Linked DNA regions of Mus musculus: region 1 is linked to region 2. The links are chromatin contacts, found by Hi-C or POLR2A ChIA-PET in ENCODE. All regions are on one chromosome and are shown on one strand. The core of a region is the stretch at or near the end of the contact, and the rest is flanking DNA. Distances in the headings are between cores, read along the strand shown.

What was found. A loop is a pair of places that touch in the nucleus more often than their neighbours do. ChIA-PET counts read pairs that join two places held with the same protein, here RNA polymerase II (POLR2A).
Region 1: POLR2A ChIA-PET joins it to region 2 with 18 read pairs in embryonic stem cell. The contact joins two enhancer-like sites. A Hi-C loop is called at or near these places in 2 of 37 maps with a recorded cell type or tissue (regulatory T cell and v-Abl transformed pro-B cells). POLR2A ChIA-PET finds 5 or more read pairs at or near these places in 4 of 5 experiments (Patski and embryonic stem cell).

What each region holds. Positions count from the first base shown.
Region 1 is chr7:80,830,426-80,836,474 of GRCm38, reverse strand. No RefSeq gene overlaps it. Among named protein-coding and RNA genes, the nearest start is that of Zscan2, 27 kb to the left of the region's middle. Within about 2 kb of position 3,319, at least 1 of the 3 ENCODE cell types and tissues checked has a DNase peak (open chromatin) inside an H3K27ac peak, as active enhancers do.
Region 2 is chr7:80,785,476-80,792,013 of GRCm38, reverse strand. The region is part of intron 2 of Iqgap1 (IQ motif containing GTPase activating protein 1); the gene reads left to right. Among named protein-coding and RNA genes, the nearest start is that of Iqgap1, 15 kb to the left of the region's middle. RefSeq lists an enhancer at 1,830-3,076. Within about 2 kb of position 5,098, at least 1 of the 3 ENCODE cell types and tissues checked has a DNase peak (open chromatin) inside an H3K27ac peak, as active enhancers do.

The sequences.
Region 1 (6,049 bases), core at 2,070-4,569, 46 kb before region 2:
TCTGACACCTTCCCCCTCCCCCAGAGGGGTTATTGCAACTCACAGGTTGAGAACAGCTGTTCCATTACAAAAAGATATGCAGCAAAACAGTAATAGGGAGTTTTGGGCTGTGGGTTTTTTTTTCCTAAACAGACATGTCTCCAACCTTTCCTTACATGTATTTATAGTTTTAGAAATGAACTTATTATGTATTTATAAAAATAAAGCGTTCTGTTGGAAGAAATGAGAAACTTCCCTGGGGAAGGGCTGTGTGAGTTCAGCATGAGTCATTATTAAATAGAGACTCAGTTGTCTCAAAAGAAGGCAATGCATGAGGGTCACGACCGCTTCATCATGGGGCTCCCAGAACAGAGAAGTCTTTTTAAGAGATGTGGAGTTCAAGGGCAGGAAAGGAAGTTGGTTTTCAGTTCTTGGCAGGAGGTAGTGGGAAGTACCATAGAAATCTACCTCCCCCCACCAAATAGAGGGTCCTTAACTCTGTTATCTGTAAATAAGTCCCCCCTCCTTTCTCTTACTCCCTGACCCTCAGGGTCTTAAGTTGTTCAAACCAGCCTTAGACTTCTGAGCCCAAGGAAAATCCCTTCACTGTCTGGAGTGCCAGAGCCTGCGTACCACCCAGGCTTAGAGGGACAAGCCCACTAACGGAGATTCCCCACCACCACCTTTGTGTATGTTTGTATGTGTAATATATGAATTTGTGTGGTTGTGCTTGCTCCTGTGGGAGACGGTGAGTGACACCAGAGGGTGACATTTGCCTGTCTTCCTCAGACACTTATCATCTTTTTTTTATAAATAAATTTATTTACTTTCATTTAGGGTGTGTGTGTGTGTGTGTGTGTGTGTGTGTGTGTGTAAGCCACATGTATGCTTGAGCCTTTGGAGGCTAGAAGCAGAGTTTCAGATCCCCTGGAACTGGACTTCCAGGCATCTGGGCTGCCTGATGTGGGCTGGGAACTGACTTCAGGTCCTGCAGAAGAGCAGTGAGTGATCTTAGCCATTGAGCCAGCTCTCCAGCCCGGAGGGGATGCATTTAGGAAGAAATGTTTCCATTATTATACTATTGTGATAATCCTCATGTGACACATTTCCTCCACTAAACATTAGATGTTTTGTTTTCAATTTTACCTAGAAGGAGAACTGGGCCTGGCCAGATGGCTCAGCAAGTGACGTGCACTTGTCAAACAAGCCTGACTAACTTAAGTTCTGTGCCTAGAACACACATGGCCTTTGACTTACACATGCATACACAGACACACACAGATATACATGCTGACAGATATAGACACACAGAGATATGCATATATACACACACACACATAGACACACACAAATAAATATATTTTTTTTTATTTTAAAAAAGGAGAAATTGGGAGGGGATATGAAATTTTCAGAGGGGAAACTAGGAAAGGGGATAACATTTGAAATGTAATAAAAGAAAATATCTAATTTTAAAAAAGGAGAAATTAATTAATTTCCAAGTTATTCACATCGGAAGTGGCTCAAGTTAAAAGGAATTTAAACTAATTGTTCTATTTTTATTAATAGTAAAAATGAAAATAAATTATTGTTTCTAAATTTGTTCACTTTTATATGAATTATCTGAAATCTCTCAATGAATAAAATTAATAAATAATTCTTAAAATTAACTTAAAATTAATGTGTCTATTCAAAGGAATTTAAACTAGAAAATATTCCTAAATTTATGTATATAAATGTGTTTGTGTATATAAACATAAATGGTGTCCTTGGCTAGTTTTATGTCAACTTGGCACAAGCTAGAGTCATCTGAAAGGAAGAAACCTCAATAGAGAAAATACTTCTCAAAGACCAAGATGTTTTCTTCTTCTTCTTCTTTTTTTTTTTTTTTTGGAAAGATGTATTTATTTTATTTATATGAGTACACTGTAGCTGTCAGACACAGCAGAAGAGGACATTGGATCCCATTACAGATGGTTGTGAGCCACCATGTGGTTGCTGGGAATAGAACTCAGGACCTCTGGAAGAGCAGTCAGTGCTCTTAACGGCTGAGCCATCTCTCCAGCCCCCTAAGATGTTTTCTTAATTAGCGATTGAAGCAGGAGAGCCTGTCCATTGTAGGTGGTTTTATCCCTGGGCTGGTAGTCCTGGGTTTTATAAGAAAGCTGGCTGATATTGCTAGGACAAGCCAGTTAACAGCACCCCCCCACACACACACACCCTACGCCCCCCCAACCCTCCAGCCCCCCCAACACCCCCCCCCCCCAACTCCCGCCTCTGCATCAGCTTCTGCCTCCAGGTTCCAGGCCTGCTTAAGTTCCTTCCTATCCTGACTTCCTTTGGTGATGAACAGTAATGTTGAAGTATAAGCTAAATAAACTTTTTCCTTCCCAACTTGCTTTTTGATCATGGTGTTTCATTCAGGTGGTCCCTCCTGTCTCTGCTCTCTGCTTCTCTTTCCAGTACTGGGATTGAAGATGTATGTTTTTTTTTTTTCTTTGTTTGTTTCTTTGTTTGTTTTTTGAGACAGGCTTTTTCTCTATAGATCCCTAGCTATCCTGGAACTCAACTATGTCGACCAGGTAGCCTCCTGTGTGCTGGGATCAAAAGTATGCACCGCCACGCCCATGCGTAGCCACGCCCATGCCACTTTTCCTGCTGAGCCTTTTCTGAGAGCTAGTGGTGTGAACTCGGGTCCCAAAGCTTGTATAGCAAGTACTTTACCCACAGAGCTATCTCTTAGTCTCCCCTCACCCCCAAACTAAGTTTCACTAGCCCAGGTTAGCCTGAACTCCTATGTACTTGAGTATGCGTATGAACTCCTAATCCTCTTGCAAATACCGGAATTACAGATGTATGCCGCTATGCCAAGCTTAGGTGGAAATTTTTAAATGTCCAGTGCTTGATCATAGCCAATCAGGCGGGGCTGGTGAGATGGCTCAGTGGGTAAGAGCACCCGACTGCTCTTCCGAAGGTCTGGAGTTCAAATCCCAGCAACCACATGGTGGCTCACAACCACCCGTAATGAGATCTGATGCCCTCTTCTGGTGCGTCTGAAGACAGCTACAGTGTACTTACATATAATAAATAAATAAATCTTAAAAAAAAAAACTTATAAAAAAAACTTATATAACCAATCAGGCTAACTTAAATAAGAAAGTAATATTTAATAACTCATAAAACAGTGTTTTTGTATTTAGAAAGAAGCAGCTGCATTGAGACAACAGAAACGGATGAACTGGCGCTGCCCTTGGAGCCCTGCACCTGCAGCAGGGAGTCTGGCGCTGGTGGAGAAGCCCCGCCTCCTTCCCGGATCAAGCCGACAGCAAGCCAGGGGCTGTGTGATTGGTGCAAGCTGCTCTTAAAGGAGCACCAGCTGCCTCTCAGCTTCTCTGCTACAAAACCTCAGTGCCCACGAGAGTTGGATCAACAGGTGGCAAGGCGCTCATCCCTTGAAATTAAGATTTTTGTCTGCTTTAAATATATAAATAACATTTGCCACTACACCTTTATTTCTGACTGCTCTTAAACGTTTACTGTGTTCTGCATGTCTTGTTTATAAAATATTGGTTTATAATTTATAATTTATAACGTACATATTGCTCTATAAATTATGGTAATGATACCAGGAATAAAAATTAAGGATTTTTTAAATTCTATATTTTATTTATTTGCATTTCAAATGTTATCCCCTTTCCTGGTTTCCCCTCCACAAACCCCCTATCCCATGCCCCCTTCCCTCTGCTTTTATAAGAATGCTCCCCCACCCACCAACCCAACCCCTCCTCATCGCCCTGGCATTCCCCAACACTGGGTCATCAAGCCTTCACAGGACCAAGGGCATCTCCTTCCATTGATGCCAGATAAGGCCATCCTCTGCTACATATGCAGCTGGAGCCATGTGTACTCCTTGGTTGGTGGCTTAGTCCCTGGGAGCTCTGGGGGATCTGGTTGGTTGATATTGTTGTTCCTCCTATAGGGTTGCAATCCCCCCCCCCTTTTTTTTTAGAAGTTTACAGCATTAACAAAGGTTAAGAATCACTGGCTCTTGAAATTCCGCCCCCACCACCACTTCCTTTCAGCTTGCTTGAGCCCTGGCAAGGCTCCAGCAAGCCCTTCCTGTCAGCCCAACGTGCCAATAACAGCTTCCTCAGCCAATCAAGGTTCTTGCCATTTTCCCATCTTGTTAACCCCTTTCCTGTGCTGACACTGCCTTCGGCTTAAACCTAATCACACGGGAAACTGTTATGCTCTATAATGATATACCAGATAAAGGTCAGAAAGGGTGGTAGTCTCTTTATGGAGTATGTTTTTGGGGTTAAAAAGTTTTATTTTGATATTAGAAGAGCTTCAATTCAAAACTGACTTTTAAGGCTCAAACATAACAGAGATAGATAACCAGTATCCTTGTAAATGATCAAATAATTTAATCTGTTCAGAAATATATAAGAAGCCATGCTAAGAACTGATGCAGTTAATTTCAAGATTAAGCTTTATTTAGTCTTCTGTTTTATATTTTCAAGGTATAGTTTAGAGCAGATAACTAAAAACAGGTAGGTACTAGCCCTCAAACCAGTCAGAGATCTCCTGAATGTGGCATTTAGTATGTTTAAACTTACCACGACAGACAGAGACTCCCAAATCCTAACAGTGACCCTCCAAGGTATCCAAGAAAATATGGGCACAACCACAAAGGACATAACTACTGGACATAACTGCCCCAGCGCCTCGCCCACTGCCAGAGCCCGGCCTGAGCTGTGGACAGAGGACAACCAGACAACTGATTGCCACACTTTGCTTAAGATGAGATGAGGACAGTCTCTCCCAAGTTCCTCATCCACAGAAAAGGCCTCTTCATCTTCTGGGCCTGATGGCCAAAGACTGCCATTGTCCTTGATGCAATGGAGACCACAGGAACTTGGGACAAATGGCCAGGTCATGAAATATGGACTAGTTTCTGTCATTTTAACTGACACATAGGCCATTTAGATAGTAGTTTATCCTTCTCAGGTCTCTGATAATATTGATGGCTAAGCTAATTATAGCTTAACAGCTAGAGAACAACAGGCAACTAGCTCCTTCAGGTAGTTTGCTGCTGTGTTAGTTCATTAGTCTATTCACTAGTTAGATTTGTTTTGTTTTGAGACAGGGTTTCTCTGGCTGTCCTGAAACTCACTCTGTAGACCAGGCTGGCTTCGAACTCAGAAATCCGCCTGCCTCTACCTCCCAAGTGCTGGGATTAAAGGTGTGCGCCACCACCGCCCAGCAGTTAGTTTTGTTTTGGTTTGGTTTTTGGTTTTTCAAGACAGGGTTTCTCTGTTTAGCTCTGGCTGTCCTGGAACTCACTCTGTAGACCAGGCTGGCCTCGAACTCAGAAATCCGCTTGCCTCTGCCTCCTGAGTGCTGGGATTAAAGGCGTGCGCCACCACGCCCGGTTTGCCTGTTCTTGAGAATGGATTTGCCCCTTGGTCTGGGGATTCTTTACCTTCTGCAATTGCTCGACAATTTTAACTTCTGTCCGAGTCTATATTTGTCTCAGCAGATTTTCACCTGGCTGACAGACTCCATCCAGGAATCACCTGAGGACCGCAAGCTGCCCAAGCTCTGGATTGGCTGAAAACTGATGTTAACCAGTCCAGCTGAGGTGGGTACTTGCACTGCCTGCAGCTGGCTCTGTCCTCAGCTGTGCCTTTCTCCTGGAGGCAACCACAGGGACAACCCACGTTTGGTTGAGAATCCAATCCATGTAAAGCATGGAGCCAGCTTGCCCACCTCTTCAATGATGTGTCTGCAGAGTCCACAAATCGGGAGCCCCGGGGGTTTCCCTGAGTCATGCGGAAGTGTGATGGAGTAGCTCACCCTCTTAGTCAATCCTCTTGCTCCTCATTGGTGGTCCCTTGGTTTCAGTTCTCTTTGACCTTCTGACCTGCGCTCTATTTTAGCCTAAATGACGGCAGGGAAGAATCCGGCTCCCACTGGTGTGGTCATGTTCCTATTAATAAATCAGCGCACAGACGTGTGCTTCTCACAATGGCACTTAGTCAGAGCACCTTGGAGCTATGGGGACTTTAGG
Region 2 (6,538 bases), core at 3,849-6,348:
GAAAACACTCAACAAATGCATTTTTAAGAGATTTACTTCTTTTAGTTTCTTTTACATGAGGGTTTTGCCTGCCCATACTTGCATGTGGGTGCTGGGAATTTTAAACCCACATCTTCTGCAGGAGCCTTGAGCCATCTCGCCAGGCCCAATGGATACATTCTTTAACCTGGTCTGTGGCCAAAGGGAGATGTAAGGATGGAGGGATAAGACACGTTAAGCACGTTTTACCAAGTATGTAGCCTAGGTTGCTATGAATGTGGCCCAACACATTCGGGCACAATCTTATCACAGTGGTGGAAGTTAGACACTCCTGTAAGGTTGGGAGCCCTCGTTTCCACTGGAGACTTCAGTGATTTTTGGAGAGGAAACCCAGTCACAGAGAAGAGTGGAGGTGGAGGGAGTAAGGAGGCTGCCCTTTTATTGACTACTATACTGCTGTATCTAGCATCCCTTTACACTAAGATAGCAATAAGGGACGGCAGGGATCGAGGGATGCTCTGTGTCAAGTGCATAGTTTTAGGTAGTTGTATCATAAGTTCAACATTTTTAAAAGATTCAGTTTATTTTTATAGACATGTGCACATGTGTGATGGGGAGGTCAGATGAGGGAGTTGAACCTCCTGGAGCTGAACTTGTAGGCACTTATGGCCTCCTGTGTGGGAGCTGGGAACTGAACGCATGTCCTCTCTAAGAGCCATTGAGCCATCTCTCCAGCACCACAAATTCCAAAATTTCTCACTGTTTTTAACATCTATATAAAATTTATTTAGATCTATGCCAATTTAAAACATTGCTTTGACTATTGGCTACTAAGCTGAACATTTTGTTACGTTTTTGTCTATAGTTTTATTTTTATATCCAGATTTTCTGTTGTTGTCTGCTTATCTTTTATGTCGTCTGCTTATCTTTATGTTAACTTTTGTAAGCTCTCCAGTAGTGTGTCTGTGTGCACGTACATGTGTGTGTACGTGAGTGTATGCACATGTTTTTGTGGGTGAGAGTGCACATATGCTCATATATGTGGAAGCCAGGAGACAACTCCAGGTGTCAATTCCTCAGGCAAATATCCACTCTTTTGGAGACAAGGTCTCATTGTCCTGAGGTTATGTCAAGTAAGGCTAACCCTGAGATTACAAGCTGCTACTATGCCTGGCTTTTCCCTTAGGTTCTGGGTTTGACTCAGCTCTTCAGTTTGTAGTGAATGCCTTCCTGCTCTGCTTCCCTGTGCTCTGGTCACAGGTATACTCAGCCTGCTAACTTCTCTGTGATTTAATAACTTTACTTAAGATTTTCTTTAATTGTGTGCGTGTGCGTGTGAGACCCGGTCTAGCTCTGGACTTGCCTGTCATGGTGAGTTAAGGACTTCTCTTGACTGCCCAGCACTTCACTTGCTTTATCCGTTCTTACTGAGAAACTGCAGCAGTTTTATTTTGGCTCCTTCTCAAGAACTGTGACTTGTTAATTTTTTTACTTTTATAGAATTTTTGTTCCTTTCTGATTGGCATTGTGTTAGCAGTTTTGTCTGTAATGTGGGCTTTTCAGTGGGCCTCTTTTAGATGTGTATGTGTGAGAGACAGGCACCTTACTTCCAAGTCAGTCCTCAGTCAGACTCTTTTTGATTTATAATGTATTTTAAAAGCTTTCCCCCTCCCCTTTTTATTTCTTTTTTTAAAATTTATTTTATTTGTTTACATTCCAAATGTTGCCCTCTCTTTTATTTCTTAAAATTAATTTTCAAGTTAGCACACACGGTAATGGGGTCATTGTCTGTTGTCATCTTTCTGCAGATGTGTCATTATATTTTGTTTTTCCATGTGCCCTCTGCCCTCCTCCTGGCTGGTCCCTTCTTGCAATATCTTTTTATTTATTTTAGCTCTAGGAAATTATCCATTTTACCTTTAATAATTGCTTCTGATTCATTAGTTCTGTCTTGAGGGTGAGCTGCACAATCTCTTTATGGCTTCTCTTCATTTCATTTGTTTATGTAAAGTCATAGCAACCAAGTTGTGGCGTAAATCATCTGCAGTGGTCATCCTAGGTGTGTGTTCTGCTGTCTGTTTGCTGCTGGCTTGGTTTAGTTCTCTCTGGTTCTGTTGTCTGACTTCTTAGAGCGTTCATTTTGACCTGTAAAGTCTTTCTATTCTTGTTAGTAGTTAAGAGGGCCTTCATTAGTTCATGAAGAGCAGAGGGGTGCATAGCAGTCCCCCCAGAGGTGGAGAAAAGGAGGCTCATGGGAGGCGTGGGTTTGACATTTTACAGTTCTCCTTACAGACAGTGTGGAGGTGGACGTGACCACACACCAGTGTTAACCCGGCGGCTGAGTGTACAGACTGTTGACCAGTCAAGATTGAGAAAGTCTTTGAGAGCTAAGCAGCCTGTTCATTTGACCTAATTTGGTATATATTTCTCCTGGATTTAGAGATCAAAGCAGTGATTGTGCTCATGTATTTTAAACCCCATGAGACAAAATGGTGAAAATGTATTTGAAGTCTTGAGTTAGCTTATTCTAGGAATTTCATTTCCTGGTCTTGCTGGGTGATCTGTTTCTGATTCTTTATAATTTATTCTGCTTCACTATGAACTAGTTCAGAGATACCTGTTGGTAGATAGCAGGGCCAGTTTTGAGTACTAGTAAATGATATGATATTAGATGGACCTCTGGTTGCTTCTAATTGGAGTTGCCTAAAATAACCCTGTGACAAGTATTTGTGTAAATAAAGTGCTGGTAGGCAATGTGAGACCTTCAGGAAGTGATTCATATCACTCTGCTGTTTGTTTAATTTGGGACTCCGTTGCTTAGAGACCATATCTTTGAGGAGGCTGAGTGTGAAATACTAGCTGAATGCCAAGGGCCAGGGGCTACCTGATCAAATTAATCACAGCCCTGCTTCTTCACTTTAGTTTTAGAAGGCTCCTTATAGTGGCTTGGCAGTGTTTTTATTACAAAAATTAATATAAAAAACATATAAATGAAGGATCTGGCTAATGATTTAATTTGAAATGCAAATATTTACTTAAATTTGAATTTTCAGGAAACATTTTTTTTTTGGATAGAATTGGTTATTTCTACCAGGCATTATATATATATATATATATATATATATATATATATATATATATATATATATATATATATATATTTTAAAAGATTTATTTACTTATTATATGTAAGTACACTGTAGCTGTCTTCAGACACTCCAGAAGAGGGAGTCAGATCTCGTTACGGATGGTTGTGAGCCACCATGTGGTTGCTGGGATTTGAACTTCGGACCTTCGGAAAAGCAGTTGGGTGCTCTTACCCACTGAGCCATCTCACCAGCCCCAGGCATTATATATATGAAATTTAATTCATTTTGTGTAAGACAGCTAAAAGAAAACAAGATCCCCATGAAACCCAGATCCCCTGCTATTTGCAACAATATGAAATTTTCCCCGTGTGTCCCAAAGTCAGTGACTTCCTCTTGCTTGGTCCCCTCTCCCTTGTGGTCATCTGTACTATTTCATGAGCCCTTTCTCTGTGTCTACAGTGCACTGAGTACTTTATACACTGATCTGGTCAGCTCTCTGGATGCCCCAGGAGGGGCTTGTTATGTTTATTCAGCAGATAAGACAACAGAGCTCAGAGAAACTAATCCCTCATGTAGTGGATTTGCAGTTTACCAGAACTCCGAAGCCCTTGCTCTGTACCACATGCCCTCACTGCTTCGATGTGGCCGGTATGTGTATAAATAACCACAACAGTTGTAACTATCACTAAGTACACTGAATGATGATGCCGCTTCAGTGGAACCTCACTGTGACAGAGGCATGGAATTCAAAACACGGGTTCCAAGGCTACTTAACTGTCTGTGTAACTCCGGCCTAGGTATGTGTCACACCAACTATTGCCAGTGCTCCTGACCTCTGCAGACATGGAAGGGGCAGCAGTAAGGTCGAGGTTCTGAAAGATCCTGACAGAATGTAAAAGGTCACAGAAGCCCTGAAATTGGCAAGATAGATGTCACTGTTAGCAGAACTAGCTTCACTGATTTAGAAAACTAGAGGTGCACAATGCTCTGTCCACTCCTTGAACCTGTGTGTCTGCCAATGTTTTGACCATTCCTTGAACCCATGTGTGTGCCCACTGATGAAGCCCATTGCCAGGTGTTTGTGATATTGGTTGCTGAGAAAGAGTCAGAAAATCTCCCCAGCAACCACAGCCGGGCCAATCCTGAGTTGCTACACCTGCACCAGACTCTTTCCTTGTACCCCTCCCATACCCATTTCTTGAGAATAGACATTGTTTAGATCTGGAAATCCCCTACTCTCCCCTTCTCCTTTCTCCCCTGAGGGCCTATAAAAACTGGGACCTCTTTCCCCTCGAGGTCGACTCCTCTACCTCTGCATGGGATATGAGTCGTCCCCAGAGCTCTGGCTTTCCCCGAATAAAGCCTCATGTGGTTTGCATCAAGCTTGGTCTATCGTGAGTTCTTGGGTGTCCGCTATTGTCCTGAGGCCTGAGCGAGGGGCTCCTCTTGGAGTCTTTCAGTTCCAGACAACTGGTGTCAGCTGTCATATGGCCGAGGACTGGAGCTGTGTCTGCTCATTAAAGTCTCATCCACCCTCAAATGTCCAGTTTGTCTTTTGGTTTGTTTTTTATATTGAGAACTGAACTGAGAGTCTCACAGATGCTGGGCAGATTACCTGCTGCTAAAACACACCCCAAATCCCAGTGATTAGACAAACCAGTTTGAAGCAGGGTCTCCTTAAGTCGTCTGGGTAGCTTCTGGTTTCAGTCCGCTGTGGTTCAGGAGTAGGTTGGGTTTACAGGCATGGTCCACCACACCCATTTCGTCACGTATTTGTGCTTTTAACTGGATTGTTGGGCTATTCCTCACCGTTTTTTTTTTTTTTTTCCTACGTTCTAACCTGGTCTCTGCCTTTGGGTTTAGCTTGTGTCCCACCAGACTGTCCTTTGCTAAATAGTGACCTCATGCAGACAGGAGTGGCAAGTTGGATTGGAAATTGCCTTACATCGTTTTGGCAAGAGCCGTGTTTGGGGGGTGTGGGTGGAGGAAGGACTTGTCTGAAGGCCTCTATTTCTTCTTTACTGAGAATGCTTTCCTGTTGACTCACTGGAAATCATAACGAAAAGCAGAGGAACACTGGAAAGGCAGCTGCCAGCCCAGGGCTGTGCTGCTGCTGGGCAGCTGCTGAGGGCCTGGGGAGACACCAGGCGCCAAGATTGGTGAGATTTTTGAGGAGAGAAAATAGAAGGGGATTCTGGTATTATTGTGAAAGGTAATTTTTCAAAAAGTATAGTTATGGCCCAGATTGAACTTTTCTTTTTTAATTCAAAACCAGAGTGTGCCTGGCTGTGGTACATAATTCAGAGGGGATGGGAGATCCAGAGAAGAAAAAGCCCACCTGTCTCCTCGGTCCTGTTTCTCCTACCCTGTGCCATCTTTTCCAGTTAGATGGCTGTTAGCATTGTCCCCTGTGTATGCCATATGTATTATAAATATTTATTCCACGTTACCCTTTACACTTTTATTTTTGTAAGGTGTTTATAGTAATAGCATCTTAAGACATGTTTGAATTTATTAATCTTATTTTTTAGCTTCTGAAGTCCTCTTCAGGCCATTTTCATACAGTCCTAGTATATATATGAAATTATAGAAAATCATTTGAGTTTGGAGAGATGGCTAAACAGTTAAGAGCACTAATTGTTCTTCCATAGGACCTGAATTTGATTCCTGGCACCCATACTGGGTGGCTCATAGTTGTCTTAATTCTACTTTCCTGGGCATGACTCCTTTGGCCTCTTAGATGCCTGTAATGATCTTGCCCATGTGTACTTCACAATTAATGAAAGCAAAATAATAGCAAAAAGCAAAAAGAAAAAAAAAAAAAAAGGAGGGGGGTGTTGTTCAATGTAGCCATGTTGGGAAGGGAGACAAAGAAAGCTAGCACCACGGTTCCTAAAGTCCTAAAGTCCGTCCTCAAAGGGTCTGCCCTAAAGGTAGGAAGCAAGATACATAACTAAGCAGTCCAATAAGATGTGGTCCAGCCCACCATCTCAGCTCCAAGCCTCCTGCAGGGTCATCTGAGGGGCGCCAGATATTTTTCCTGGAAACATGTGGATGCCCCCAGGGTGGCATTGTTTCCTCTTTTAGCAGGAAGGAGTCCTGGGAACTCTCCAGTTTCTTGGGGTCCATTCTTTCAGTAATCTGACAGCCAAAGATGGAGCACACACCTCTCTTTAAGAGCATATCCTGCTAAACAGGTTCATTACATACTCATACATACACACAGCTAAAAATCACCCAAAACTAAGTCTTAAAAATACTCCCTTATGGTTTCCTCCCCTTCTCCCTTCAGTAATGGAGCTTGAACACAGGGCCTCGACCATGCTAGGCAAGTATTCTGCTGGGCTTTACTTCCAGGCGAGCCCCTGCCTAATAGTGTTTTAAAATATATATATACATGTATATGTAGCATCACTTAATATTTACATGTGTATTATAATATATTAAATATGAATGTATGTAATATATAT